Regions from separate parts of the Homo sapiens genome. Here region 2 is linked to region 1. Evidence: chromatin loops called from intact Hi-C (ENCODE). Cell type or tissue: endothelial cell of umbilical vein. All regions are shown on one strand.

What was found. Hi-C counts contacts between places; a loop is a spot of excess contacts. Peaks named below come from ENCODE experiments on the same cell type or tissue, not always from the same donor. Only the 100,000 strongest peaks of a DNase experiment are listed, where the experiment ranks them.
Region 2: it touches region 1 in a loop (2.5-fold over the local background); 2 of 110 quality-filtered maps call a loop at or near these places.

What each region holds. Positions count from the first base shown.
Region 1 is chr9:96,128,785-96,131,284 of GRCh38, reverse strand. LOC112268039 (a long non-coding RNA gene) reads right to left here and starts at 1,422. Exons shown (of 2, transcript XR_002956870.1): 1 at 1,131-1,422. RefSeq lists an enhancer at 2,064-2,500. In endothelial cell of umbilical vein, no CTCF peak of the experiment used is centred here; a DNase peak (open chromatin) is centred at 1,224; H3K27ac peaks cover 940 bases.
Region 2 is chr9:96,060,197-96,062,696 of GRCh38, reverse strand. No RefSeq gene overlaps it. Among named protein-coding and RNA genes, the nearest start is that of LINC00092, 40 kb to the right of the region's middle. In endothelial cell of umbilical vein, a CTCF peak has its summit at 1,237 (motif pointing right); a DNase peak (open chromatin) is centred at 1,246.

The sequences.
Region 1 (2,500 bases):
CCTCATCCTTGAGTCCTGCCTTCAACCTGCCTTGCCCAGTTGTTGCAATGATCCTGCTAAGTCAGTTTGGAGAGAATTCTACCACCCTCGATGCCTGATCATTCTTAAGGAATTTGATAACTGCTCAAATTCCTCATCCCCTACCTTTGGCATCTGATCGCCCTTGCCTGCCTTCAGCAAGAATCCTGTTAAGTCAGCATAGCAACAATTCTCTTAGTACTTTTCCAACCACTGACCTCTCACTCTGCTCATCAGCTGTAAATCCCTAGCTCTCTTCCTTGCCTTCGGAGTTGTGCCCCATCTCTTTCCCCCATTTGATAGTCTTGACATCTACAGAAATCATCCTGAATCAAGTCTTCCTTATATTTTACCAAGTGTGAGAATAATTTTTTAATACCGTAAGGTCTGAGTCCAAAGAGTTGACTGCCCAGGCCATTTGGACCCCTATGGAAAGCTGACTTGAGCTGACTGGGGCCACATCCTGCTTTCTGAGACCCACCCAAACCAAATCACCATCATTTGGTCTTCCAAGGCATCCTGTGGTGTGTTGTCAAGGGGATCCCTCTAGTCTGCCCTCCTGGAAGAGAGTCACCCATTCCCCTTCTGCCTGGAAAACCTCTCTATCTGTAGACTGTTGTTTCAATTGCTGGAACATCCTGGACTTAAAGATCAAGGGAGATTTTGACCTCCAGGCTGGTGATCTCTGGCTTGGCTGAATGCTAAGCAGCCAGACCTCATGCACCATCTTCCAGCCCAGACTCCACATGCCATCTTCTAACCCAGACCCATGTACCGTCTTCCTACCCAGACCCCATGCGCCATCTTCCTATTCAGACCCCACGTGCCACCTTTCTATCCACTTCTCTGTGGGTAGAAGGGGTCTGATGACTTTGTAACCCACCTGACAGGACCCCTTCAGGAGGCGTCTTATTCTTTAGAGGGAGGGAATTCTACATGCTTGGGACATTTCCCCCCCTTAATTTGCTCAGCCTCGCAGAACCCAAACAGAAGTTAACCCCCAAGATGTGCAAGGACAAAAGGGGCAAGGAAATGGGCCTGAGCGGCTGAAACAACAAACCCTTTTCCTAACGGGCAAAGAATGATTTCCTATGTTAGAAAGAATTTACAACCTCCGCTGCTTTCCTTTCTTATTTCTTTTTTCCAGCTTCCTCCTTCTCCCGCAATAAAGGAGACCCGTTTGTCCCAGAGCCCCTTCTTTTTGATGAGAGTCTGACTCTGGGAGAAGGACTGGGCTTCAAGGAACACATAAAAGTAAGTAGTAAAAAACAAAACACAACACACAACGCAATGCCACCCGCAGTCACCTCTGACGGGCAGGACCTTCTGGGGCTGGGTCCATCTGCATTGTGATGAGAGCAGTTTGTGAGTGATGTCAGCCTAATTAGTCAGGCTAATGTCTGGTTTCCTGGAGCGGGCTTTTGTGAAGTAATTGGCTGCCTTAGGGTCAAAATGCAGTAATTATAGGTCTTACAAAAAAAAAAAGAAAACTAAATGAGATAAACAGCCTTTGAATTCTTCAAGCAAGTAAGCCAATCACACCAAGAGACTTCTCTTTGTGCCCAGAACTGCAGTGGGTATTTTGACAGGTGATTTCAATACCATGTAGCTATTTATTTATTCTGGGTTTGGGACATAAACACAAACATCTTGGCCTACAATTCTACACGTTCACCAAATGTGGGGATTGCATGGCAAAGGGTCTGCTTCCAGCACTGAAATTGGAGAATAAGGTCAGCAGGTATTTTGAGCTAAAGCAGAAATTCCACCACAATTTTAAAGCTAACAGAAGAGAATTATCCATGTAAACCAGCTCCCTTTCTTCCAGTTGTTTGCTTATTTTCTTTGTAAAAATCAACAACAGGAGAGTCTGGAAGGCTATGGAAAGCTAATAAAGTTTGGAAACATCATTTCGATCTCAGGAGGCGTGGAGACTGGATCAAAGCTGAGCAGGATGTGAGCCTATTTTTACCAGTCCTGGTTGAGGTGAGGGTGGCTGACCCCACAGTTGTGAAGACCTGGAGATAGGAAGTGGAGAAAAGTTTTATAGATGAAATAAGCCCTATTTCCGGGGTCCCAGTCCCTCCCACTGCATCACAAGCTGGCTAACCCTGGAAACCCCACACTCAACCCCAAACTGTGTATGCAGAGCCTGAGGCCCACTGCAGATCATCTGCATTATAATCTGCATTTTAACACAGTCCCCAGGGATTCCTATGCTTATTCACATAAACTACTTTGTGATGGGCTTTGTTCCTGATACCAGTGGCCCATTTTGAGCAAGTACATTGACCAGGCAGTAGTATGAGGGCAAAAGGTAAGTACCAGGGTGACAGCCTGCTCCATTTTGGTCTTTTAGAAGAGTGATTTGCAGATAATCGTAGCCCACTTTTCTTAATGGTGAAACTTCTGTTGGTTGTTTGTGGGAATTTGAGCACATCCTCCTCTCCCTCACTGCTCCACCCAGGACACCTGACACCCA
Region 2 (2,500 bases), 69 kb after region 1:
AAAAAAAAAAGAAAGAAAGAAAGAAAGAAAGAAAGAAAAAAGAGGCTTGCAGGCCAAATCTGGCCCACTGCCTGTTTTTGTAGGTAAAGTTACAGTGGGATGCAGCCGCACCATTTGTCATAACAGCATTGTCAGGAGAAGGGTAGCACCTCGCTCCATTGTGACCTTTGTTCCTGAGGTAGTGTTCCTTGCCCCTTCTACCAGGATCACAGAATAAGGGCAAGGGTGAAGCCCAGTGATGGTTCTGAGTAGATGTCATCGAAATAAGGGAGACTTGGAGCAAAGGGTTTTAGAGACTGTGTATCTTATAGCACCCAAGGCCGAGGACTTCACGAGGGCAGACTTAGGCCCTCACACTGAAACAATGGCTTGGCATGGAGTCAGTACAAAAGCATGGCTTCTGTGGGTTCCCTAAACAAGCATGTTTTAAGTTAACTCATTTCCAGTAATAACGTGCAACAACTTCAACTTTTGCTGATGCAAGCTTTTCTGGTGGAGGGAGGGGGAAGTGACATAATGAACATAAGAAACTTACAAAAAGCTTCTAGAGAAGATACGATCCAATCTTTGGCAACACTGATTGGATCCAGAGCTTTGTAAAACCAAAAGCACCAGAACTCTCTCTACCTCTATCCATCACAAATATGCAAGACAGGGGAGCAAGAAAGATTTAAAGAGAGGAGATGAGGAGGGAAAACAGTGAAACAAACCAAATGGCTTCATAATCTTGCAACAGCTGCTTCAGAACCTCTAGGAGTTGACAGTCCCCAGAAGCCCAGTGACCAGTCACCCAAGCACATCCTGGAAGGCAGGGACGGCCCAGGAGCAAATGGAGGGGGAAGTGCTGAGCTAGGCAATGGCATCTGCACCCAGGAGGCTAGCGGCCATGCTGCAGCTACACACAGGGCTACGTCTGCTTCCCTGAGGCTGCAGCAGAATGAGATGTGGCTGGCTGTGCTGATTTGCAAAGCCAACGCAGCTATGCTCTTTCTTCACTAGCCACCAGCAGCCTCACAGGGACTGGGGTCCAGTCTCCCTCCCTCTTTTCCTTCCTTTCTTCATCCTCCAAGAAAGCAAATGGTGAGTCATAAGAAAGGACTCTGTAACTTCAGATAGATCATTTCAGCGGGCATCAGCACGCCCGTCTGAGAGAAGTGTGGATAAGAATAAGGAACTTCCAAACTTTTCTTTTAAACCAACCAATGCCATTTTTCAAATGAAATATTCATCAAGGCAAAGGGGAAACATTGTGGTTGAGGGACCAGGAGGGGGAGCAAGGAGCCTACTCGGGTGGCTGTGACAAAGCACCACAAACAACAGAAGTTCTCTGTCTCCCAGTCTGGAGGCGAGAGCCACAGGATCCAGCATCATCAGGGCTGTTCCTCGTGAGGCCATGAGGGAAGATCTCTCCCCTTTGCTTGTAGATGGCCATCTTCTCCCTTCACATGGCATTCCTTGTAAGCATATCTCTGTGTCCACCTTTCCCCTTTTCACAAGGACACTGGTCACACTGGATGAGGGCCCACCCTAGTGAGCTTGCCTTCACTTGATGACCTCTGTAAAGCCTCTGTCTCCAAAGATGGTCACATTCCGAGTACCTCAGGGTTAAGACTTCAACTTAGGAAACCTGAGGGCACACAATTCAACCCATAACAGAGCCTTTCCTGCTCGGATCCATCCCCTCTGATGGGGGCTTGTAGGACAAAACCATGGAAATGTTCCTGAGCTGTAAAATGGCCAACAGAAAGATGGCAGACAGGCTGGAAAGGGGGAGAAACACAGAGATACAGCCACATGTTGATGCCCAGGGAAGGAGCACCTTTAAAAGGCACCACACCCTTAGGGGCAAGGGCAGGGCTTGGGCTGGGGACTGACTGTGGCAGTTTGTTTGTTGGAAGAATGAGTGACACTAAAGGTACCATCTTCAAGCAACAGTAATCAAAACAGCGTGTCCCTACCATAAAGATAAACTTACAAATCAGCGAAATAGAATTGAGAGGTCAGAAACATACCCTATGTTCTCTCTCTTAGACAGATAGATAGATAGATAGATAAATAGATAGATAGATAGATGCTAGAAAGATGACAGATACATAGATGATAGATATAGATAGATAGATGCTAGAAAGATGACAGATACATAGATGATAGAGATAGATAGATAGATAGATGATAGATAGATAGATAGATAGATAGATAGATAGATAGATAGATAGATAGATGCTAGAAAGATGACAGATACAGGCTGGACACAGTGGCTCACGCCTGTAATCCCAGCACTTTGGGAGGCTGAGGCAGGTGGATCACGAGGTCAGGAGATTGAGACCATCCTGACTAACATGGTGAAACCCTGTCTCTACTAAAAATACAAAATATCAGCCAGGCATGGTGGCACATGCCTGTAATCCCAGCTACTCGTGAGGCTGAGGCAGGAGAATCGCTTGAACCCGGGAGGCAGAGGTTGCAGTGAGCCGAGATCGTGCCACTGCACTCCAGCCTG